Regions from separate parts of the Homo sapiens genome. Here all the other regions are linked to region 4. Evidence: chromatin loops called from intact Hi-C (ENCODE). Cell type or tissue: dorsolateral prefrontal cortex. All regions are shown on one strand. Region 1 has its middle 15 kb from the start of PAXIP1-AS2. Region 2 has its middle 23 kb from the start of BLACE. Region 3 has its middle 25 kb from the start of PAXIP1-AS2. Region 4 overlaps DPP6 (dipeptidyl peptidase like 6). Region 5 has its middle 5.0 kb from the start of PAXIP1-DT.

Region 1 (5,000 bases), 81 kb before region 4:
TATTGAGCCAAGACACGGGGACCTGGGCAACACGTGGTTTTGTGGATTGGTGCTGGGAAGGGGTGGCCTGGGAAAGCTAAGGATGGAGGAGAGGAAAAGGGAAGCTGCAGGCTGCTGTGAGGGGTACCCCTGGTCAAATGGCACTTTGGGGATGAGGAGACTTGGGATCCACTTGTAACCCCAGCCGCACACTGCGGGGGATCTCTGGGGACACTTCTGTCACTTGTATTTTATTGCACTAAGAGCCTAGAAGTTTGATCTAAGAATGGCAGAGTCAGCAGCCGGCACTGTGGAGCCCTGATTTGTGGTAAAAATACTGAAATATGGAAATCCTCCCACACGAGTTTGTAGTAGCGCTGCATGAGCCCCTCTCTTGGGTGTCCCCGCCCACTAATATCACCTCATCATCCGGCACCAGGGGAGCCAAATACCTGACATGGGGGAGCTTGGAGGGGGCTGTTCCAGCCCAATGTGGGCAGCCCCAGCGGGTTGTGCCCCGAAGCTGTTAGTGCTCTGAACATCACCTCTACTCTGAGGTAGGGTACTGTCGGGTGTGCTGGGCTGCAGGTGTCCTGGGCTGAGGGCATATGGTGTCAGGTGTGCTAGGCTGAGGTTGTGTGGGAGTCAGGTGTCCTGAGCTGCAGGTGTCCTGGGCTGAGGTTGCAGGAGTGTCAGGTGTGCTGGGCTAGGTTGTGGACATCAGGTGTCCTGGGCTAGGTTGTGTGGGTGTCAGGTGTGCTGGGCTGCAGGTGTCCTGGGCTGAGGTTGTGCAGTGTCAGGCATCCTGGCACCGCCTCTCCACCCAGGGCTGGGCCTGCTTCTGGAACCCCCTTGGGTTCTCTGGGGCTTTGGTGCTCACCACCCTGGTCTAGAAATGGAATGCCGGCACGGGTTTCAGAACAAGGGCTCTGAAGCCACATGACCCTAGGTTTGAATGGTAAATGTACTTTTAATGTGATCTTGAGAATTTTTCTTCAACCTCTGTAGCTCTGTTTTCTTACCTCTAATAGGCCTATGGCAAGGATTAGATGAAATTAGCACAAAGCGGGATCTTCCAAATCCTCCTCCTGGTCTTAAGGTACCTAGGGACTGGTTAAAAGTAGGTTCTTGGACACCCCTAAGACCTGCTAAGTCAGACCCCCGGGTGTGGGGGGCAGTGCAGCCAGCCAGGCCCGGGAAGCCCGGGCCGCGTGTCTCCCCAGCGTTCTCCAGCTCTCAGCAGCACCCGCACTGCAGCTGGGCTCCCTGCGCCTGGAGCCCCGGGTGCTACCCCCGACCACCACCGTGTGGTGCTGGCGCTGGGTGACTCACACTCTGCCAGCTGTGCCCCAAGCAAAGCCTCCGCGATGGTTGCGGGCTGAATCAATTGTGTCCTCCAGATTCATAAGCTGCCGGTCGAACTCCCAGGACCTCAGAATGTGGCTTTATGTGGAGCTGGGGTCTCTACGGCGGCCAGTAAGGTATAATGAGGTCATGTGGGTGGGCCCTGATCCAGCAGGACTGGTGTCCTTCCAAGAAGAGAAGATGAGGATACAGCCGTGCACGCGGGGACAGTCAGGTGAGGGCACGGGGAGAAGACGGCAGCTCAGCTGAGGAGAGAGGCCCCAGGCAGAAGCAGCCCTGCCCACACCCAGATCTCGGGCTGTGGCCGCCAGGACTGGGAAACGCAGACGCCCGCTGCTGAGCCCACTGGCCCGCGGTGCTGTGTTGCTGCTGCCGAGCTGACGAGGATGTGAGATCCTCCCTGGCTTTGCCTGCGGCCGCCCGCGAAGCCCATTTACCCGCCTCGTCTTGCTGGTCCCCAGGCCCCCCGGGGGGACGGGTTCCCCTTTGGCTTCTTGCAGTGGCTGCAGCCCTGGAAGCTGCTGGGAGGAGACGGCTGGGGCTGGGCAGGGCTCGGAGCTGACTTCGTGTCACCTGAGCGAGCTGCACAAAAGTCACAAATGCCACCCTTTCTACGTGTGCTGATGGGTCACTCCGCAATTCCTAGGCATTGATTTTGTGTCTGGGAAGGTCACCGTGGCCCACACGGACAAAAGCTGCTGCTCTCCTGGGTCCCGCTGGAACCAAAGGCCCCAGAGAACCCGTGGGGCTTCCAGAGGCAGGCCCGGCCCCGGCTGGAGGGGCGATGAGCAGGGCACCCGATGCCTGCGCCGTGGTGGGAATGCGGGGAGCACGGCCCCCGGAGGGTCCGCCATCCCCCGCGGCGCACCGGAGCCTGACCCCGGCTCTCCCTACACCTGCAGCCTGCACGCGACTCTCTCCGAGCTGATTTCTGCGGCTCCCGCTGCCCTCGGCTGGCTCACTAGTTCCTTCGAAGCCTGTGCGCTTCGGACCCCGCTCCATCTCTCCTCTAAAGAGGAAGCCAAGAGTGGGTCCGCAGTCCCTCTCGGCGCCACGTTAGCCCGGGAAGTGTTTTCACCTCCCGGGGCTCCTCATGGTACCTTTGCAACTCGCAGTCCCAGAGCGTGCAATCTTCCTCCAGGTACCAGGGCCCGGCCCAGCCGGGAGGCCTCAGAGACCTGCCAGAGCTGGGCCTTTGCTGCCATCTGCTGGCGGCTCTCAGATGACAGGTTGAAGGCCTGAGGAGTGGCCTCCCAGGGCCAGTCCAGTTCAAGTTCAGCAGGGGGCAAGGCCTGAACTCTGCACTCCTGAGCAGCTCCGGGGGAGGCCCAGGTGCTGGCCACGCGGCAGTTCCGCTGCGCTCTGTTCTCAGACGCGGAGGCCGATCTAAGAGTTTCCGCTGCTTGGGAACCTGTGGCCACATCGCCTGGTCTGGGTTTCACAGGTTTGGGGTCTTGGGGACCCTCTGGCCAACCATCTCATTTCCCATTGGCTGAAGCCCAAGAGGTTCCAGCGACCTGTCCAGGGTCACAGAGCTGGTTCTTGAATAATTGGGAAGAGATACACCCCTTCCACTGCCCAGAAATGTTTTCCAAAGACTGTTCAAGAAACGTGAGTTGGCGGACAGAGAGCAATGCCGGGTGGGGAGAGGCCGCTGCAGGGCTGAGAGAAGGGGCCACATGAGCGGGGAGGAGAGTCTCAGGGATGAACGGGGCTCAGAGCCCACCCAAGGACGCCAGCTGCCCCTGTCTCCGTCCTGCTGCACAGAGGTCGTTTTCGCAGCTGTAGAAATTGGTCACATTTCTGTTTGTGCCAAAAACCAATTTGTACCAGTCGACAAATTGAAAAGCATGTGCTTTCAATTGTCCTTGGCACTTGAAAAAACTAACTTTCCCGTGATTCAGACCCACTTCCCTGCTGATTTTATATTTCCGATGTCGAGTTCACGTCAGCTGTTCCTAAATAGGAGGGAAGCTGTACAAAAACGTCTCTGCTGTCAAAGACAACACGGTCGTATTGGAGACACAATTTTGGAAGGATTTTTCTTGGCAAACCCACTTTCCTCCAGCTTGGGGATTTAACATTTTTTTTCTTCTACCATCTGCTCCCTTGAGGCTTGGAAAGGCCTCAGCTCAAAAGCTCAGACCCGAGGGTGCTGATGAACCGCACCTGGCCTACGGAGGGGGATGCCAGCACTTCTCAGTGTCAGCTTCACTCTTTATGGTCATTGCTCCACGTTCTTTTTTTTTTTTTTTTTTTTTGAGATGGAGTTTTGCTCTGTCGCCCAGGCTAGAGTGCAATGGCACGATCTCGGCTCACTGCAACCTCCGCCTCCCAGGTTCAAGCAATTCTCCCACTTCTGCCTCCCGAGTAACTGGGATTACAGGCACCTGCAACCACGCCCAGCTAATTTTTTATATTTTTAGTAGAGATGGGGTGTCATCATGTTGGCCAGGCTGGTCTCAAACTCTTGACCTCAGTTGATCCATCTGCCTCAGCCTCCCAAAGTGCTGGGATTACAGGTGTGAGCACCGTGCCCAGCCTGCTCCACATTCTTGTAGTGTGCAAGGTGGAGTCGTTAGCCAGAGATCTATACTCAGGAAACGGGTGAGTGACTGGTTGCTGGTGAATCTAGCAACTTGATGTCACATGGCAGGTCATTTATCTGTGGTCATCGTGCTCTGGTGGACAGCTGGTTAGGGACAATACAGGGTAGAACAGAGAGGCAGCCCACCGTCCACTCCTTTCTGTGTGAGACTCACAGAAAGACACTGTTTCTGGGGTAACAAGATTTCAGTCTAGTTGGGGAAATGGAAACCACTCCAAGAGCAATTAGCAAGAAAAACAAATGTCATTACATGCTGAACATGAAGTGCTGAGCTGATGACACTGGAAGACATGGCCCGATGACAAGAACAAAACTTGACCCTGTGTTGCAGACAAAAGGTGCGGGGACCTGAAGCCTGTCTCTCTGGCCCTGCCCAGGCTGTCGGGAACAATCAGATTAACATCAGCTGCTGCTCAGATTCCATTATCTGATATCAAGCCGCTGTCCTGCTGGTCATTGAGCTGCAGTTAGCAATTTTCTAAAATTTAAAGTAAAGACCTTTGGTTGCCTATGTGACCCCTGGGCTGGGGTTTGAGGGAGAACTGGAGCCTCAAGGATGTGCTCAGGCCCACAGGGCCCTGCAGAAGGATCTCAGTTCTACAGCTCCTGAGGGCAGCTTTCTGGGCCAGGCCAAGGGAATCCATGGGGCCAATGAGGCTGTCCAGACAGGCGGTCTCCTGTGTGTTAGGGGAGGCAGGTGACTAGCATCTGGGATTGTATTAGTTACCTACTGCTGTGTAACATACAACCCCAATACTTAGAAGCTTAACACCACACTGATTATCTCCCAGTGTCTGAGGGCCAGGAATCTGGCTGAGGCTTGATTGCGTGGCTCTGGCCCAGGCTCTCTTGGGAGTTTGCAGTCAGGCTCTCAGCAGGGACTGCAGCCATCTCAGGGCTCTGCAAGACAGGCTGCTCAGGGGCCTCTGCTTGAGTGGCAGCTGGGTTTCCCCAGAGTTAGTGATGAGACAGAGAGAGACATTCAGGCAGACATAGACACACAGAGAGAGGAGAGACAGAGACTGGGAGAAAGAAAAGGAAAGGAGAG
Region 2 (5,000 bases), 510 kb before region 4:
AGTGCTCTCTATGTAGGTGCTCTATGGGAGTGCTCTCTATGCGGGTGCTCTGAGTGCTCTCTCTATGTGGGTGTTCTCTCTATGTGGGTGCTCTCTCTATGTAGGTGCTCTATGCGAGTGCTCTATGTGAGTGCTCTGTTTATGTAGGTGCTCTCTCTATGTGAGTGCTCTATGTAGGTGTTCTCTGTGAGTGCTCTCTCTATGTGGGTGCTCTCTCTATGTAGGTGCTCTATATGGGTGCTCTCTCTATGTGGGTACTCTGTGGGTGCTCTCTGTGTGTGCTCTCTATGTGAGTGCTCTATGTAGGTGCTCTCTCTATGTGAGTGCTCTCTCTATGTAGATGCTCTCTCTATGTGGGTGCTCTCTCTTTGTGGATGCTCTCTCTATGTGGGTGCTCTCTCTATGTAGGTGCTCTCTCTATGTGAGTGCTATGTAGGTGCTCTCTGTATGTGAGTGCTCTCTATGTAGATGCTCTATTTGGGTGCTCTCTCTATGTGGGTGCTCTCTCTATATGGGTGCTCTCTCTATGTGGGTGCTCTCTATGTAGGTGCTCTTTTTGTGGGTGCTCTCTCTATGTGGGTGCTCTCTATGTGGGTGCTCTCTCTGTGAGTGCTCTCTCTATGGGTGCTCTATGTGAGTGCTCTTTCTATGTGGGTGCTCTCTCTGTGTGAGTGCTCTCTCTATGTGAGTGCTCTCTCTAGGTGCTCTATGTGAGTGGTCTATGGGGGTGCTCTCTCTATGGAGGTGCTCTATGTGAGTGCTGTCTCTATGGGGGTGCTCCCTCTGTGTGGGTGCTCTATGGGGGTGCGCTATGTGAGTGCTCTGTCTATGGGATGCTCCCTCTGTGTGGGTGCTCTCTCTGTGGGGGTGCTCCCTCTGTGTGGGGGCTCTATGGGGTGCTCTCTCTATGGGGGTATTTTCTCTAGTGGGTGCTCTGTGTGAGTGCTGTGTCTATAGGGTGCTCCCTCTGTGTGGGTGCTGTCTCTATGGGTGCTCTCTCTAAGGGATGCTCTCTCTATAGGGGTGCTCCCTCTGTGTGGGGGCTTTCTCTATGGTGGTGCTCTCTCTATAGGGATGCTCTCTATGGGGGTGCTTTCTTTAGGGGGGTGCTCTATGTGAGTGCTCCCTCTGTGTGCGTGCTCCCTCTGTGGGTGGTTTCGCTAAGGGGTGCTCTCTCTAAGGGGTGCTGTCTCTATGGGGGTGCTCCCTCTGTGTGGGGGCTTTCTATGGTGGTGCTCTCTATAGGGATGCTCTCTATGTGGGTGCTTTCTTTAGGGGGTGCTCTATGTGAGTGCTCCCTCTGTGTGGATGCTGCCTCTGTGTGGGTGCTTTCGCTAAGGGGTGCTCTCTCTAAGGGGTGCTGTCTCTATGGGGGTGCTCCCTCTGTGTGGGGGCTTTCTCTATGGTGGTGCTCTCTAGGGGTGCTCTCTCTATGGGGTGCTCTCTCTATAAGGGTGCTCTCTCTATAAGGGTGCTCTCTCTATGGGGGTGCTTTCTCTAGGGGGGTGCTCTATGTGAGTGCTGTCTCTATGGGGGTGCTCCCTCTGTGTGGGTGCTCTCTCTATGCAGATGCTCTATATGGGTGCTCTGTGGGAGTGCTCTCTATGTGGGCACTCTCTTTAGTGAGTGCTCTATGTGAGTGCTCTCTCTGTGGGTGCTCCCTCTATGTGGGTGCTCTCTGTATGTGGGTGCTCTCTTTACTGAGTGCTGTATGTGGGTGCTCTCTCTATGGGAGTGCTCTCTGTGTAGATGCTCTAGTGAGTGCTCTCTTTATGTGAGCGCCCTCTTTATGTGAGTGCTCTATGTATGTAGGTGCTCTCTTTATGTGGGTGCTGTCTTTAGTGAGTGCCCCCTCAATGTGTTACTTGCTCTATGCGATGCTCTCTTATGTGACTCTGCAGTCCCTGGAACCACTGAAGGGGCGGATGGTTGTTATAATCGGATGAGAGCAGCTAGTTAAAAAAGCAGATTGCAAGGCGGCTGGGGACTGAGTGGACCCGGTGGCTATTTCTATTACATTTGTAATTTGACCTTCCAGTTTTTTACGTTTCAGCCACTTACGTGTCATCCCTGCTCTCAAAGCTTCATTTTCAGCAATCTAGAAAACAAGCCCCAAGTCCCTGTCTCTTGTAACCTCAGTGAATACATTGCCGAAAGCTCCGTCTAGTGTGTATACAGCTTAAGGAAAGACAACCGACGTACACGCTGCATTTCTCAGCGACGAAATTCCCACTGCCTTGTGCCTTGAAGTCAGTCGCCGGCAGGGCTCCGCGCTCTCTCTAGGGTGGGCGGGAGTCGGAGCGCGCGGCGCGCGGATGGCCGCCAGGGGGCGCTGGTGCGGCGCGGCGGGGGCGAAGGGGCGGGGACTAGCCCAGGGCGCCACTCAGTCCCCGCGCGGGAAGCTTTGGGGCGCGCTGCCCTGCGGCGTGGGGCGCGGCGGCGTCCGACTGCGGGGTGACCGCCCCTCCTCGGGCCGGGGCCTCAGCAGCCGCCCTGGCCCCTGGATTGCGCTGGCGGGACAGGTGTGTGGGAGGAGGAGGCTGAAAGCGCCCTCCCACTAAGGACACACGGGCGCAGGGGAGCCCCGGGAGGGCCACGGGGGAGCCCCGGGAGGGCCACGGGAGAGCCCCAGAAAGGTCCCAGGAAGGACTCGGGAGAGCCCCAGGAAGCTCCAGGGAGAGCCCCAAGAAGGTTCCGGGAGAGCCCCCAGGAAGACCCCGGGAGAGCCCCAGGGAGGTCCCGGGAGGGCCCCAGGAAGACCCTGGCAGAGCCCGAGGAAGATCCCGAGAAAGCCCCAGGAAGGTCCCGAGAGAGCCCCAGGAAGGCCCCAGGAAGGTCCCGGGAGAGCCCCAGGGAGGTCCCAGGAGGGCCCCAGGAAGCGCCCGGCAAAGCCCCAGAAAAGGGAAAGCGCAGAACCAGCCCCAGGTCGGGAGGCCCCGCAGCAACAGGAGTGGTGTCAAGGGGAGGTTGCCTGCACCACGGCCGGCCGTAGGGCCCCACAGTGTAGGGTGTGGGTTTTTTCATTGTTTTGTTGTTGTTGTTGTTTATTTGTTTGTTTTTTGAGACAGTCTCGCGCTGTCGCCCAGGTTGTTGTGCAGTGGTGCGATCTTGGCTCCCTGCAACCTCCACCTCCCAGGTTCAAGCGATTCTCCTGCCTCAGCCTCCCGAGTAGCTGGGACTACAGGCACATGCCATCACGCCCAGCTATTTTTTGTATTTTTAGTAGAGACAGGGTTTCACCATGTTGGCCAGGATGGTCTCAGTCTCTTGACCTCATGATCCACCTGCCTCGACCTCCCAAAGTGCTGGGATCACAGGCATGAGCCACTGCGCCCAGCCTAGGGTGTGGTTTTATGAGGCACGATGCCCAGGTAATATCCCCAGGTGGGCCGCAGGTCACTAAAGGTGCGTTTCTGCCATTGGTGAGGTGGGAGAAAGGCCCTGTGCCTCACAGTGGGCAGATCTTTCTGGAATGCGAGCTGAGGCCGTTGAAGCGCCTGCTGTGTGTGGGGCAGAGACAGGTGACAAGCCTTGGCCTGCCTTTGAATCCCTGTCTTTGGCTCCAGGGGCCACTGGCAGTGTCTGAAGCTGATTTGGTTGCAGGAGGGGCTGCCACAGGCATCTAAACGGGCAGAGGCCAGGGATGCAGGCAGGCCCACCGCCATGCACACGATGGCCCCACAGAGAGGCCCCCAGCCCTGCACAGGACAGCCCCACACAGTTATCCTGTTCAAATGCCACTGAGGCGAGGCTGAATATCCTGGTCAAGAGAGACAAAGACAGGCATCCACAGAAATGCTCTGATGGGTTCCCAGGGGCATGGGGACAGGGTGAGGAGCCACTCAGCCGTACAGTATAGCCGTCCCCCTGGCAGTGTGGGCATTGGCCCTGTTCCCTGGGCTCCAGGACAGTTACTTGCAGATTTCTTGTTGCATTTGGACTCTGTTTACCATCACTCCATGGATATTAACAGGGTGCCTACACTACAAGTTCAGATCGCACGAGGGAGACCAGGTCCCCTTCCATCTGTTAGGACCGCAGTGGGGAGAGCTACAGTGGCCCCTCAGGCTTGGATTATGCCAGGTGAAACCCCAGTAGTTGCTGTGATCTGGCTGCGTGAAGTGCATGTTCTGAGTGGGTTAAGCAAGACAGATCGTACAGAGTTATTGGTGTTCAAAGATGAGTTAAACAAAAGAAATCAGTAGGGTTACTAAAGTAGAAATAGTTAAAACAGAACAACAGAAAACCAAGCTTGTAAACTGAATGCAGAATCACAAAGTTTGTGGAAAGAGGTGATGCATGATTCAAAAATCTATCAACATACCAGGAATTTGGAAGTGGGGAGTGAGAAAGAAGTAGAGGAAAGTGAAGATATTTGAACTATATTGGGCAGTGGGGGTTGGGGAGCTCTTGCTAACAAATATTAAAGAGGCAGATGGTAAAGAATGGTTTAGAAAAATGTCAAGGTTACTACTTTAAAAGTACAGAGAGCTTTCACATCACGAAAGATGATACGAACAAAATAACAGCCCTCCATAGCTTTCTCCCGCTGCCTCACAAAATACCGCAGACTGGGTGGCTTGAACCACAGACACTTATTCCTCAGGCTCTGGAGGTTGGAGGCCTGAGGGGTGGGTGCCAGCATGGCTGGGCTCTCGCGAGGCCCCTCTTCCAGGCTCACAGAAGGCCACCTTCTTGCCCTGCCCTCCTCAGTGGCCTTTCTTGGTGCCAGCATCGGAGGAGAGAATGAGCGAGCTCTCTGGTGTCCCTTGTTATGAGAGCACTAATCTCGTGGGATCAGGGCCCACCCTTATGGCCTCGTGTAACCTTAATGGCTGCCTTACTTCACGTACAGCCATACCGGGGTTTGAGGCTCCAGCATGGGAATTTTGGGGCCTCGCCAACATTCAGTCCATGGGAGGCCCCTAGGACGAAATGCTGGGCTTGAAGGAAACTGCATAAAGCAAAACAGAGACATCTCGGAGCAAGGGAGCTGGGGA
Region 3 (5,000 bases), 70 kb before region 4:
ACAGCAGGGGCATCCCTGCACCCTCCCTCCTGATCCCTGCTCCCACCTCCTTCGCCAAGTCTGTCTGCTCTGCTCAGTGCTGGGTGCTCGACCAGGCTTCCCCTCCTCTCTGGATGGCCAAGCCTAACCAAGGCCTGACCACCCACCCAGATGGGGAGGGAAGAGGAGGGGAGGCAACGGGGAGAGACAAGGAAGGATACAAGGCCGGAGGGAGGGAGAGATGGGGAAAAGACAAAAGAGGAGAGAGAAAGAGAGGGAGAAGGGGAGAAGAAAGATGGGGACAGAGACAGAGAGAATGGACAGAGAGAGAGGAGAGAAAGAGAGAGACGACTGGAGAGAGAGAGAGAGAAAGACTGGGGTGGTCAGGGTTGTGGGGCGGAGTGTCCAGGCCTGGGAGCTCAGCCCTAAACCTTGCTGTAATTGTTACTTTATAACAATGTAACTTTGAAGCAGTGGACTAGCTCCCTGTGCCTGGTGACTGAATAATTGAAGAAATGTTTGCAGGGCTGGCGTGGAGTGCTAGCAGCTGCGGCCTCCTCTGATATGTATGAAGCCTGATAAATTATGCCTGAGCCAGCAGCGTGGTGGTGTGAGACTCCTGACCCCAGAGTCTGGGGGCCTTGGATGCTCTCTTCATGGCGTTTAACTTCCACCGTGCTCCCCAGACAGCCTCTGCCGGTTACTGAATCAGTAGACCTCCTTGAGGCTGCGGTCTCTGAAAGTGCTCTAGAAGCAGGGGTGTGGAGCTCAGCTTCAGGGTGGGATTCCAGGAGCATGGAAATGCGGGGTGGTCCCGCCCAACATGGAGCTAGGACCCCCCACATCCTCTTGCAATTCATTCTGTCCACGTCTCTCCAGTTGCTCAGAACTGCCACGTGAGCCAGGCGCTGTTGATGGGGGACGGAGGGGTGAGGTATGGGGGAAATAAACCGTCTCGCTTACCCCGGGAACTTGTCATTTGGGTGGGAAAAAGTCAGTTTCGATTTGTGGAAGTGCCTGCCCAATGCCACAGAAGAAACCTGTCCAGGATGGAGGGTGTGGGTTTGTCAACTCCTGGTGCTGCATTCTTTGGCCCTCCTAGAGGCCCTGCCCCATAGACTAACCGGTGTTAGCCAGAGTTAGTGGTGCCTGATGGAGAGTGTCACACCTACTCACTGGAAATGGGCGGGAAGGGGTTTGGCCCTTTGCTTCCCAACTCCATTTTCAGTGATGGCAGCTTGGGTGTTTGACGTTGGCCATAGTGGAAACACTTACACCACGGAGATCGACAGACTCTATGGGTTGGGATTTTCTTTTCTTTTGTTTTTCTCTCCTTTTGTTTTCTATTAGGAAGGCTGATGCCAGCATACCACTGAGAGGGTCATCTAAGTCCAGCTCAAGGTCCTCAAAGCCCACAGTTGCTGCAGTCATAGAAGAGGATCTCAAGCAGTGGATTCATTCTGCCTCCTTCCGCCAAGCGAGTAAAAATCTCATTCACAGGACAATCATGCTGACTTTCAGACAATATTAAGATTTCCGTAAAAATGGTTATTTGGAAAAGCACACATCTGCTAATATATCTGAGACGTAAAACTCCAGCAGTCTTGGTGCAGTTGAAAACAGAATTTGGAGACATTCATGGGTCCTGCTTCTCTACTGGTCAATGAATTCATCATATTTATATACTTATGAGCTGGGCTTGGTGGCTCACGCCTGTAATCCCAGCACTTTGGGAGGCCGAGGCGGGAGGATCACTTGAGGTCAGGAGTTCGAGACCAGCCTGGCCAACATGGTGAAAGCCCGTCTCTATAAAAATATAAAAATTAGCCAGGTGTGGTGGCGCACATCTGTAGTTCCAGCTACTCGGGAGGCTGAGGCAGGAGGATCACTTGAACCCAGGAGGTGGAGGTCACAGTGAGCCAAGATTGCACCACTGCACTCCAGCCTGGGCAACAGAGCGAGACTCCGTCTCAAAAAAAAAAAAAAATTATGTTGATTATACCACTCTTCTCCACAGGGAATACTGGCAGTGAAATCCGATTGAACGAACTACAGTGGATAATCTTGCTCACTGACCTTGCCGGCCTCTGGGTGAGAGTGGGTCTCACCACCACTGACGACCTACGTTTCACCAGCTTTGCCCCCTGCCATCTCAGGCTAGGACGCTGGCCACCAAGGGCTCCTTGCCAAGTGTGCCTGGACTCAGGCTCCCACACAGCTGGAAATTGACTCCTTTGTGTGACTGGCTCAGGTCAAACAGCTGCTCCCGTGGTGTCTGCTGCTCACCCAGACACATGGGACCATCCTCCACCTCGGAGCCCTCCACAGCCCCCAGGTTCCAGCCGTGGTGACTGGCAGGAGGCTGCTGCAGACCCTGGGCTGCCCAGGTGGCCCCAGATCTCAGAGCTTCTCTGGACCGACTGCATGGCGCTCCCTCTGGGCCACAGAGAGTGCCCCCAGCCTCCCAGGCCAAGCCAGCCCTCCCTTTGTCTCCCAGAAAACGAGTTCTTCAGCTCCTGCTGGAGAGCCTCTCGCAGACCAGCGACCCCTGCTCACCTCTCCAGGCACCTGGGCAGAAGGCCTTTCTTTGTTCTCTTTCAGCTCAAACAAATCAACCTGCCAAGGCCAAGCCTATTACTCAAACACATGGAGGTCACACAGTTCATCTGCTGTGCCCAAACGTGGGTAGACTCGGGTTTGGGACCTGGTAAGGGCCTCCCTTTGGAGAGGGAGCTGGTGGTGGCAGGACTCCCTCCCGAGCACTGACTGGCTTTGTTATCTGGGGCCAGTGACGGCGTCTCTCTGTTCCTTTTGTTTCCTGTCCGCCAAACGTAAATAATGGTAACCCAACCTCATGGGGTAGTTGTAGATTGAAATGTGTTAATTGTGCAGAGATTAAATGTGTTTATCCACGCAGAATGCTAGCACAGTGCTTGATATAGAGCAGGCTTTTCATAAATGTTAATTATTATTATTAATGTGGCTATTGTGATCTTTGGAGTGAATGGATGCATAGTCATCTGCCTTGTGTCCAATGCAAATGCTTAGTTGTCCTGAATAACTGGCAACTACACAGCGTTTTGCAGTGAGAGGCTCTGGGCCCTAGGATCAAGCCGCTGGCCTGTGTAATTCAGCCCTCACAGTGCAGTGTGCTAGCTGGCATCAAATTTGACTGCAAAACACAGAAAAGGCCAAGATAAAGAAGATAGAGCGTTCTGATGAGGGACACCAGGGCTGGTATAGTGTGCCCACCTGCCAGGAGCCCAGGCAGCATCTGCTTGCTCTCTGTCACCCTTGGCTCGGAGCTTCCACCTTGTGGACCAAGGCTCTGTTGGGTCTTCAGGAACCCAGAGGGAGGAGGGAGAAGATGAGACCAAGGATGCTTCCCTGCTGTCTTTTGAGGAAGTGTCTTGGCAGCTGCCATGTGGCATGTCACATACATCCCAGTGGCCAGAAGTTAGGCTCAGCGAAGAGGCCGGAACAGTTTTTATTCTGGATGACCATAGGCCCAGTTAAAAACTGGGGGTTCCACTTCTAAGAAAGAGGGGTGGTAGTGCTAGGGTGGACTCCAGTTAGTGCCTGAAGGAATTTTTCTACCATTTCTCTTCCTGCCATTTGTGAACCCTTCCCAATGTAGCAGGGATTTGATGCTTGGGACTAGGAACCAGTGACTTATGTCAGACGGTTCAGAGTCTGCGCCCACTCTCAAGGGTCACTTATGCCCCAGCCTATCCCATATTTACAGAAAGGGGTGTCCTGCAGAGGCACTGATGCGGGTGCTGGCAGAGTTTTTGGGGGTGGTTGTGAGTTGTATTAGTTATCGAATGCTGTGTGACAAATCACTCCAAAACTTAATGGCTTAAAACAACAGTCATTTACGATTGCTCACAGTTCCTTTAGATTTGGAATCTGAGAGTGCCTTGGCCAAGAATTCTGTCTGAGAGTCTCTCTTGAGGTTGCAATCAGATGTCAGCTGTGGCCATAGTCATGGGTGGGACTGACAGAGGATGGAGGATTTACTGCCATGGTGGCGCCCCTACATGGCTGGAGAATTGCACTGGCTGCTGGTGGGAGGCCTCAGTTCCTCTCAACATGGACCTCTCCGTGGAGCTGCTTGAACATCCTTGCAACATGGTGGCCAACTTCCCACAGAAGGAGCCATCTGGCCAGGAGAGAAAGACAGAAGCTGCAGTACCGTTAATGACCAAGCCTTGGCATTCACGCACTGTCACCTCTGCAGTATTCTGTAGTCACAGGGGTCAAGCCTGATTCCATGTGGGAGTGGACTCCACACGACAGGAATACTAAAAAAAGCGGGTAGAGTTGGCATCATGGTGGGTGGCTAGCAAAGTGCGTATTTAATCAGCTTAGCACGACTGGCTGTGGCTCCATTCATCACTGTGGAAGTTCAGACAAGCAGAAATTAACACTGTGAATCTTCACAAGTTGACTTTAGGTCTCCTGAAGGGTCTCTTGATCTACTGGGATAACTAATTTGGGAAATGAAAAATTTTCCCTTTTCCTTCCAATGGAAAAGCCTTTGGCTGGGAATTAGGGTTTTAGAGCTGGTTGAAGTAAAAACCAGCTACATCCTCTGGGCAAATCATTTAAATTTTGTGCACCTTCCTTATCAGTGAAATTGGAATAGTTATGTTACTTGCCTCATGTCCTTCCCAAGGATGTTCTGAGACTCCAGTAGTAACAAAGGTGAAAATGCAGTCAACGCATTCTCCTTGGGCTGAGGTTCATGGCTGCTACTTGGCTGAGTATGAAAGTCTTCTATCAACGTCTCAAATTTGTTAATAGCCCTTTTCTAGAGAAAGAGAAAGAAAACTCAGTGAGATTCTCACATCGTCTGGAGGTGCCTCGATGACTCTTCCAGGCCAGAAGCTGTCTCATTGAGTGAGATTTGTAAGGGAGTTTAGTCCATGAGGCCCAAAGCCCTTCGGCATGAATGGCTTGTGTTTCCAGGTGGCAATTCTTGGTGCCACCAGGATGGTATTAGACGTGCAGGGACACAC
Region 4 (5,000 bases):
AACCACTGATTTATTAATCATAAGATTTTACAGAGATTGCCTAAGAGGCATTCTGATTTCAGAAAATGAAAATAGGAAAAGTGTGTCTTGGAAGCAAAGAATGGGCATTTTGTACACTCTGGGCTCTCAGCCTCTGAACTGCATCTGAATCACCCGGATGGCTTGTTAAAGTGGACACGGGTGGGCACCAGCCCTGTGTTTCTGACTCCATGGGTTTGTGATTGGGGCCTGAGAATGTGTGTCTCTAACAAAATCCAGCCACCAAAACACTTTGGGGTCCACTGCTCCAAGGTAGTGATTTAAAGCAAGCTCCTTGTCAGCTGGCCTTAAGTCAGAGAGGATTGTAGGTGGTTGAAGAAGGATTTGGAGGAGTAGGTACCTGGGGACTGGATCAGTTTCCTAAGGCTGTCCTAACAAGGTCCCACAGACCGGGCAGCTTAAAACAACAGAAATAGATTGTCTCACAGGTCTGGAGGCCAGAAGTCCGAGATGAAGGTGGGGGCAGGGCGGCAGCTCTTTCAGCTTCTGGTGGGGGCCATCAGTCCGCGGCTTGTCCTTCCTTTCCCTGCCTCTGACGTCGCACAGCAGCGTCTGCCTCCCGTGTCTGTCTCTTCTCCTCTTCTTGGAAGGCCACCCCTCGTATCAGATCCGGGGTCCATCCTACTCCAGTATGGCCTCACTTTAATTAGTTACATCTACAATGATCCTATTTCCTGGGCATTAGGACTTTAACACATTTTGTGGGGAAATAAGTCACAAAAGGGAGCTAGAGGTAGGTCTTAGGGTCCACTGCTCTAAGGTGATGTCAGAAGAGCTCCATTTGGTGCACACTGACCCTATACGTCTAAGTCATTCTCATTCTCCCTTTCCCTTACATATCATACTTAGACTGTATTTTCAGACACCCCCAAGCCAGCGAAATACGGCACAGAAGCAGTCACTATCACAACAAACCTTTGCAGGGCAGGGGTGCCCTGCGGCAGTGTCTCCTAGAGTCTTTCTCAGACCGTAGACAACTGGCCCCAAATCACATCAAGAGAAAAGGGGCTCTTCCAGTCGCTGGCCCACAAATGATAATCATTTCTGCAATGAATACATTCAACTTTACTTCTTTGCCGTGAACATCACGATCCCACAGCAGCGGAAGAGGCAGGGTCTAGTGAAGGTCTTGCACTTTACGCTTTAGCGCTTCTGCTCACCACCGTGCAACCCTAGTCTCCGAGTCTCCCTCTTCTCACATGTGAAATGTGAACAATAGTGTCGTTTCTAAAAGGTAAGTGACATAGATGCTCTTTGCAGTTCTTGGCCATTATTAGAGCGAAATAAATGGGAGCTGGTTTTTTTTGTTTTTGTTTTTGTTTTTGTTTTTCTTTGAGATGGAGTTTTGCTTTTGTCACCCAGGCTGGAGTGCAATGGCATGGTCTCAGCTCACTGCAACCTCCGCCTCCTGGGTTCAAGTGATTCCCCTGCCTCAGCCTCCTGAGTAGCTGGGATTACAGGCACGCACCACCACAACTGGCTAATTTTTTTTTTTTTTTGTATTTAGTAGAGACGAGGTTTCACCATGTTGGCTAGGCTGGTCTTGAACTCCTGACTTAAGGGGATCCGCCTGCCTCGGCCTCCCAAAGTGCTGGGATTACAGGAGTGAGCCACTGCACCCGGCTGGGAGCTGTTGTTAATAGTGTAAATATTCCTCAGTGGCAGCTGGGATTTCTAGGGAGACAGAGACAGATGCTAGCTTATGAGCTAGGGGAGGCTGAGTGTCCGCCCACCCTGGCAAGGCACAACTCATCATTGAGTTGTTTCTTCATCTTGTTTCTGTTTGGAAACGGTGCTGATGACCTCACTGGGCAGTGAGTACTCAGAGGACAGGCGTCCTTATTCTTGTCTGCGTGAAGATGAGCTACATCCGTGCAGCCCCGGGACCATCCAGGCCTAGCCCAGGCCTTCCATATCCAGTTCTGCTAAGGCCACCACCAACTCTTGTACCCAGAAAGAAAATAAAACTCCTTTGTCCACATAATTTTCCTTTGTCCTTAAATTTCCTTTGTCTATGAGAATCTTTGGTCATTTTAGTGTAATTTTTTGCACAGAATGGAAACTCATCAGCTGCTATTAACTGGTGGCTATGTGAATTTATGTTGCCAGGCATCGGAAACAAGAGGTGAATTCTCCCCATATGACAGGAAATTGGTGCAAATGACCAGAGCCCCCCACCTCTGAGATACGGAGTCAGAGTCGGAGCTACAATGACGGATGACATCAGCATCAATGTCAGCATCCCCTCCAGCATCACCACCGTCTACCAGCAACAGGTCCTGCTCTGAGTGTTTCAGATAATAAATAATTTACACTTCGTCAGCCGTACAAGGCTGGTACTACTATCCCAAATTTGTAGATGAGGCAGCCAAGGCACACAGAAGTCACTTCTTGCTCCTTCTCGATGAGGGGTTGTCTGCCTTTTCCTCCCCACACCCCATTTTTACCAGTTACCAAACACTCCTTTTCTTGGCTTCCTACAGCCCTTATGGTCTTTCTTAAACACCTTGCCATCCCATCCTCTGCCTTTGACTGTCCTCCTGCTGGCTGTGTGTGCCTGTCTCTACGACAATATGCTGGCAGGGCACTGGGACCCCGGGACCCTCACTCTTCTGCACTGCTCCTGTGTGCATCGGAGCCCAGGCTGCTTGCATGGCGTGAGTGAGATGCCTCCACTTAGCAGAGGTCTCAGCACGTGCTAGTCCCTTCCCCAAGCTTGGGTCCCTTGACTGGTTTCCCAATGGGATTCATTTTCCTAGACTTCAGGCTACTTGAGGGCAGGGCCTCTGTCCTCATCTCCACAAACTCAGCATTCTGCCTGGCATCTGCCAAATATTGGGTCCCAAAGAAAGACTTCTCGAACTGGAGGGCTCGATTCTCTGTGTCCCCACAGGGTAGTCTTGACATTGTCAGTTGTGGCAGTGGCGATGTGGTGTGTGGTTTACATGTTGGAGGCAACACCATTCCCTGGGAAGTTACCAGTCACTTGCAGAACCCATCACGGTCCTGCGAGGAGAAGCACAAATGTGCAGTACTGCAGTGCCCTCTTGTGTCTAGGACGTCACTAGGGTTCAACACACTTAGGTCTGTGGAGGAGATTTCTGGGACTGTGTCAGCAAAAATGTTGGTGTTTCCCTGTGCACAGGAGAGGGCAGAGCGCTGTTCACAGGCCCTGGGGTGTGCGGATGTGGGAGGAACTCTGGCTCTTGTGTGGGCTCAGCTCCTGATCAGCTGTGTGCCCTCGCGTGAGACGTAACGAGTGTCTTAATATTCTCATCTGTAAAATGGGTGGTGGCTTTGCTACTGGGAAGGGAGATGGTGAGCTCCTGGGCTTCCAGCAGCTTCCAGGCTCCCAATGGTATGACCCCATGATCGGTTGTTGGGTAGAGACTTCATGTGTGTCTGTCACTCCCCAGGTCTAGCACGATGCCTCTTCATGCAAATGCATACTTATCGTTGGTTCCAACAAAGTCCCTGGCACATGGATGTGGAATTCCTTGGGTCCTCCAGGCCCCAGAGCATGTCTCTGTCCCAGCATTGTCACAGTGAAGGACAGTCCTCCTGAGTACCTCTCTCTCCCTCCAACACAAGCCCCTCAAAAGCATCGATCTCAAGCACCCAGTTCGTTGCCTGGCATACGGCAGCCACTCAGGAACTGAGCCGAACGCATGAGGGAAAGAAGAGTCATAACCTGTTTTAGGGAAATGAAGTGCTGGTACAGTGGCTTCCTTGAAATTGTCACGAAGCTACTGAGAAAGAAATCAACCTGGCAGGGTTTTGCTTTCTCAGTAAGATGAATTGCATTCTTCTTTGCAAAGTCTCATAATACATTATTTCATGTGGGTTTAACTTGTGATGAAGGAGAGGGCCATAGAAGCCTATGTATTTTTGTAAAGATTTGTCAGAATCTCAAGCTAGCAGCTGACTATACACAGCTCAGTTCCTACTGGTGCTCTAACTGACAGGACAAGAGAGGAACTTTCTGACAATAAGTAAGGCCAGAGGAGGCGCAGATGTGGGTTTGATTCCTCAGTTACATGAATTGCAAAGAAACCCCGTGGTATATGAGTGGTTCCCAGGTCTCTGTAAGCTTTCTTGTCATGAAAAGGAAAACTTGATTATGGCTAATAAAATGCTCCCACTCATACTGAATGGGAAAATGTATCTGGATTGCCAAGTCTGATTTCAAGAGATTTTTTTTAAAAAGAAATAATGTTTGTAACATTCATAAACTGTCACGTCACCTGAAATTGCTACTTGCTGGGATGAGAAAATAAATTGCAGTAGAAATTAGCACAAAAATGCAAAGATGATGTGCAGAAAGTTTTCTTAAGAAGAATCAACATCCTTTCAGCAGCCTCCCTTTCTAAAACTTTTGCAATAAAGAGTTTTTTTTCCCCTTTTTAAATTTCTACCCAGCTCTGCCTAAATTCTAGGTAACCCTACATCAGTGGCCCCTGGAGTAGGGAGGGTCTCTACCACAGCACTGTGGCCTGTGTGGTCAACCGGTGATTGAAGATCTCATCAAAGCCACTCCGAGCCTCATGCATCTGGCTCCTGACTGCTATTGAAAGCCCTTGGTGGCAGGTGGCCTGGAGAGCTCTCCACAGTGGACGACTGGTCGTGGATTGGTGTGGATTCATCCTGTGTGGTCTCTTTGTCTTTCCAGATGGAGAGGTCTGTGGTCCTTTTTCTAAGGCAGGGCTGACGTTGGGGCAGGGTGGCTTCTGAGGGTGAAGGAGGGCACCCACTCACCGTGGGGATGACACGGTCACCTGGGCGTGGACGGTGAGAGGCAAGAACAGAGTCCGTGGTAGAGAATCCTGGAGAAGGTTCACAACTACAGCCATGCTGCGAGAATCGGTTCTGTGGCTGTCCAGCAATAATGGATGTAAACATCCAGTTCATCTACCAAAGGGATCTTAAGCCTGGTGATAGAATGAAGGAACTCATACTTGAAA
Region 5 (5,000 bases), 180 kb before region 4:
TTGAAATAATTTTATCTTAATAGACTTATCACGCAGTTCTTGGGCACTCAACGTCAGTTACAAATCCTGGGGTCACTCTTAGGCTGTAACAATTTCTCGTTATTATAATTTTTAGCAGGGCACACATAGTACGCTGTTTGGCTTAAATCCACTCCAAACATGGGCCGACATCTTAATTTCTAGCTTCCTCTTGACTACCCTTCAGACATACTGAATGTTAGCTTGCTAGGGCTACTGTAACAAAGTGCCACATACTGGCAGCTTAAACAATAGACATTCATTCTCTCAGTTCTGGAGGCCAGAAATCGAAGATGAAGGTGGTGGCCAGGCTGTGCTTTCTCTGAAGGCGTTAGGGGAGAGGCGGTCCTGGCCTCTTCCAGCTTCTGGTGTCTGCCGCAACCTTGGTGTTCCTCAGCTTCTAGACACGTCACCCCAACCCTTGTCGCGGTCATCACTTGGCACTCTCCTGGGTGTCTGTGTTCAAATTTTCTTCTTCTTATATGAACACCAGTGACAGGATTTAGGTCCCATCCTCATCCAGTAGGACCTCATCTTAATGATGGGGGCAAAGACCCTACTTCCAAATAAGGTCACACTCACAGGTACCAGCGGTTAAAATCTGAGTTAAGATTCAATATGTCTTCTTGTTTACCCACAACATGAGTAAACAGTCAATCCCACAGCCAGCTTGTCACAAAGTACTTAACTTTAAATAGCTGGTAAGCAATTTTCTTTTCTGTTTTCACAGCCACAGAATTATGCTAAGTCTCAAATGCAACAACTTCCTCTGATGAGGTCTCAAGATCTTCATACGCTAGACACAGTCTATTATTTCTTATTACTCCCCATTTCTATCTTAAATCATCAGTTATTTAATATCCAAAATGTGCACCCTTTTATTTGGCAATATCAGTATTCTGGCCTCTTTTCAGTGGTTTCTCCTCTCCCTTCAAGAACTATTCCCCTCAGCCCGCTCCATCCAAGAGGTTTCCCCCAGCTATTCTGGCACATGGGAACCTCTTTTCTAAATCTCTGCTGCATTTCTACAGAATCCCACTAGTGTTAGGCTCGTGCATCCAAGTATTTGTTAGTTTTTTGAGAGCAGACACAATATTTTAAGAATTTCTCATTGTCCCTGTAAGAGTTTCCTGTCCATCACAACAGGGTCACCACTGGGGGCAGCACACTCAAATTACAATCATCTAAGAAGGTTTATCAAGGAACTACTTACAAAGGTGTAGGCAGGATGCATGGAGAGTGAAGGGACCTGTGGGGAGAAGCAGGTGAGCCCTCACCACCCTAGGTCCAAGGGATGAGAGGAAGGAAAGATTCCCAGGACCTGGAAGGAGAGAGTTGTATAGAATGGGCTCCTCTGCCAGCTCAAGGCAACCTGATGAGGAACCTGGGAAATAAACACCGTCATACCTCTCTCCTCCCTCCCCTCACTGCCCAGCTTTCTGCTGGGACTCCCCATTGACCAAATTCAACTAGAAGCCAATGTGCAAGGGATTCTACTTATATAATCTGCTCAGGTCAGCACCCAGGGGCGGAGAAAAAGGTGGAGCAGGATGGAGTACAGATCTGACATGGGGAGTGGGACAAATGGAAGGCATCTAACACATCCCTCACATGCCTCAGAGAACTACCTTGTGTTTGCTTTTTAAAAATAATGCTGTTTCTTTGTTGTTTGTTTTTGAGATAGACTCTCACTTTGTGGCCCAGACTGGCATGATCTCAGCTCACTGCAACCTCTGCCTCCCAGGTTCAAGCGATCCTTGTGGCTCAGTCTCCTGGGTAGCTGGGATTCCAGGCGTGCACCACCATGCCTGGCTAATTTTTTTGTATTTTCAGTAGAGATGGGGTTTTACCATTTGGCCAGGCGGGAAAAAGAATACGCTTAATCCTCTATGTATAAAGCCAGTAACCTCAAATTCAACAAATATCTATTGAGTAGCTAACGGGTATTTTTTTTGAAATTATCTTTGAGAATTTTGTTTTATATTACACTAATCTTAATTCATATAAGAATTTTTTTGAAAACCAAAAATGGCAAAAATTGGCAAGATACCATCAATGCCATTTTCTTTTCTTGGACGTGTAAGAAGACCACATCACCCAGCAGTCTCCTTTACAGCTTACGGAGGTGTCAGGAGACCAGGTTCTGGCCAGTGGAAATGGCTGGAGGTATGTGTGCCACTCTTGCTAGCTCAGCCATAGAAACTGCAGCAGGATACTCTACATGCTTTGTCCCCATCTGTACAGCTAACAAAGCCACATGACAGAAGCCAAGTCCCATTTGGAAGAAAGCTGTCCGAAGGAAGCCACCAAGGCGTTATGTGCAAGAAACTTTCTTTTTCGTTTTTTTTTGAGACAGAGTCTAGATCTGTCACCCAGGATGGAGTGCAGTGGTGCAATCTTGACTCAATGCAACCTCCACCTCACCGGTTCAAGCCATTCTCGTGCCTCAGCCTCCCGAGTAGCTGGGATTACAGGTGCGCACCACCATGCTCAACTAGTTTTTGTATTTTTAGTAAGAGATGAGGTTTCACCATGTTAGCCAGGCTGGTCTCGAACTCCTGACCTAAGTGATCCACCTGCCTCGGGCACCCAAAGTGTTGGGATTACAGGCATGAGCCACTGTGCCCGGTGGAAACTTTCAAAGTCTTATCCCACTGAAATGTAGTTACAACATGATCTTAATCCGGGTTTCTCAACAGTGGCACTATTGACATTTTGCACGGGTCCTTTGTCATGGAGGACGGTCCCATGCGTTGCGTGATGTTTAGCAGCTTCCTATCCTCCACCACTAGATGCCAGTAGCATCCCCTACCCCCTAGTTGTGACAACCAAAAATGTCTCCAGACGTTGTCAAATGTGCCATAGGGGGCTAAATTGCCCATGGTTGAGAATCGCTGATCCTGTTACCGCACTGTTCTCAGAGTGACGGGAGACAGGTATGGGACGTCGTTTCTAACCTTAAAGGATGGAACATTATAATACGTTATACATGTATTTTAAGATGATTGCTTCATTGGAGTACTGTAATTGTTAAATTGGAAACAACAAATGTGCAACAATACAGAATATTGTACATTCAAACAAGGGAGTATTATGTATTCATTAAATGATATAGATATTTATTGACATGGAAAAACAGTCTTGATTTTTTTGAAGTGGCAGAGTATGGGGTATAATTTTTTTTAGGGAAATATATTTATACGGGACAATGTCTAGAAGGATTTCCATAGTGGTTGCTTCTGGGCATAGAATTTGAGGTAATTTACAATTTCTCTTCACTTGTGATTTCTAGTTTTCCGACACTGAATAGCTACATGACACTGGTGGCAGCTGTGCCCCGCAGGTCCACTGACGGGATCTTTCCTGCAGAGAAGCAGTGCTCCTTTGAGTTCGCAGTTTCTCCTTCAACTAAACTATGGCCTGTTTGTGCCTGCAACTGGAGTATTCTGACCCTTTCATGAGAAGGTTAAATGTTGTCTATAAACCCAAACTGAAGGTTTACTAAACATTAAAAATATCTAATTTTAAGGGATGTATGGATAGCTGAACAGGAGAGATGAAGACTGAGACTGTTGTATACAATATAGAAATACATTTAAAAAAAGCCATTTGGAAATAATCTAAGTAACTGCCTCGAGTTTCCACCAGTAAGGGCAATTTGAGTTAAATATCCCCAAATCTACTTTTTTTTTTCTAATTTTTTATTTTTCCTAGGCTTAGGTTATCTAATTTTGCCAAATAGAAAATGAGAAACATATTTACTGAACTAGCACTGGCAGTAAGCAGGCTGTTTAATTCTCCAAAGGCTGATTATCAACAAAATGATCATGCTTTTAATTTACCTGGGGGAAGTCTAAAAATATTAATGCTCAGTGTCATATTTGGAAGTGGTATATGCTTCAAATTAAACAAATGCATAGCTTCTGTTTAATAAACTGATAGCTATCACCCTAAAATGGGTCATCCTTAAAGTGTCACAAAACCAGTGATAAGAATTTTATTTAACTGTGAATAAGATACAGCACTGTCAACATGATATTTTGTTCCTATAACTTTGCATATGGCCATTTTGGGGAAGATAATTTCTGAGTTTACCGCTTGCCTTTAAATATTGACTTGCCATCTTTACGTCCTCTGCTAGATGGGTTACTCTTCATGATGTCAGGATGCTAGTTTTTTAGACTGCCTCAGAGCATCCTTTATCCACATGAAATTAACCTAATGTAAACATTTTTATTTTTCATTACTGGCCAAGCAGTAGTATTGGAGACTCAGTGAGTGAGTGTGACACTGCCTCCAGGCCTTCCTGATGCTGTTGCCGTAAGATCCACTTGTGTGGACCGCCTTGCACAGTTCACGTGTGATATTTTACAAATACTGACTAGGTGATGGGGTTTTAAATAGCAGATTTATTTATTTATTTAGAGTCTCACTCTGCCACCTAAGCTGGAGTGCAGTGGTGTGATCTCTGCTCTCTGCAACCTCTGCTTCCCGGGTTCAAGTGATTCTCCTGCCTCAGCTTCCCAAGAAGGTAGGATTACAGGTGCACGCCACCATGCCCAGCTAATTTTTGTTTTTAGTAGAGACTGGCTTTCACCATGTTGGCCAGGCTGGTGTTGAACTCCTGACCTCCAGTGATCTGCCTGCCTTGGCCTCCCAAAGTGCTGGGATTATAGGGGTGAGCCACCACGCTGGCCTTAAATAGCAGGTTTCTTAATCCCGCAATTTGCCTTACCATCAGAACCTGAAGTAGGGTAAGCTTGTTCTCTTGAACGTTACAAATTGCTTTCTTAATTCACAAAATAAAATACCTGGTTGAGGTCCACTTCAGGTCTTTTAACATAAAATCACATGCTTAGTTTGTGTTTAACCAAGAAAATCAAAGGGAGGGCCGGGTGTGATGGCTCACGCCTTTAACCCCAGCACTTTGGGAGGCCGAGGCAGAAGGATCACAAGGTCAGGAGTTCAAGACCAGCCTGGCC

What was found. A loop is a pair of places that touch in the nucleus more often than their neighbours do. Peaks named below come from ENCODE experiments on the same cell type or tissue, not always from the same donor. Only the 100,000 strongest peaks of a DNase experiment are listed, where the experiment ranks them.
Region 1: a loop joins it to region 4, with 2.3 times the contacts of the local background. A loop is called at or near these places in 8 of 110 quality-filtered maps.
Region 2: it touches region 4 in a loop (6-fold over the local background); 4 of 110 quality-filtered maps call a loop at or near these places.
Region 3: it touches region 4 in a loop (3-fold over the local background); 9 of 110 quality-filtered maps call a loop at or near these places.
Region 5: a loop joins it to region 4, with 2.9 times the contacts of the local background. A loop is called at or near these places in 4 of 110 quality-filtered maps.

The regions. Positions count from the first base shown.
Region 1 is chr7:154,911,445-154,916,444 of GRCh38, reverse strand. No RefSeq gene overlaps it. Among named protein-coding and RNA genes, the nearest start is that of PAXIP1-AS2, 15 kb to the left of the region's middle. RefSeq lists an enhancer at 2,358-2,447. In dorsolateral prefrontal cortex, a CTCF peak has its summit at 2,549 (motif pointing left); a DNase peak (open chromatin) is centred at 2,544; H3K4me3 peaks cover 1,446 bases; H3K27ac peaks cover 2,029 bases; H3K27me3 peaks cover 496 bases.
Region 2 is chr7:155,342,380-155,347,379 of GRCh38, reverse strand. No RefSeq gene overlaps it. Among named protein-coding and RNA genes, the nearest start is that of BLACE, 23 kb to the left of the region's middle. RefSeq lists a silencer at 2,245-2,634. In dorsolateral prefrontal cortex, a CTCF peak has its summit at 2,297 (motif pointing right); a DNase peak (open chromatin) is centred at 2,289; H3K4me3 peaks cover 1,119 bases.
Region 3 is chr7:154,900,874-154,905,873 of GRCh38, reverse strand. No RefSeq gene overlaps it. Among named protein-coding and RNA genes, the nearest start is that of PAXIP1-AS2, 25 kb to the left of the region's middle. In dorsolateral prefrontal cortex, no CTCF peak of the experiment used is centred here; DNase peaks (open chromatin) are centred at 2,728 and 3,096; H3K27ac peaks cover 1,695 bases.
Region 4 is chr7:154,830,850-154,835,849 of GRCh38, reverse strand. All of the region lies in intron 16 of DPP6 (dipeptidyl peptidase like 6), which reads right to left. It overlaps LOC105375580 (a long non-coding RNA gene), which reads left to right. Exons shown (of 4, transcript XR_928190.3): 3 at 2,149-2,315. Among named protein-coding and RNA genes, the nearest start is that of PAXIP1-AS2, 95 kb to the left of the region's middle. In dorsolateral prefrontal cortex, a CTCF peak has its summit at 3,114 (motif pointing left); DNase peaks (open chromatin) are centred at 1,819 and 3,059; H3K27ac peaks cover 1,138 bases.
Region 5 is chr7:155,005,941-155,010,940 of GRCh38, reverse strand. No RefSeq gene overlaps it. Among named protein-coding and RNA genes, the nearest start is that of PAXIP1-DT, 5.0 kb to the right of the region's middle. In dorsolateral prefrontal cortex, CTCF peaks have their summits at 1,184 and 2,840 (motif pointing right); no DNase peak of the experiment used is centred here.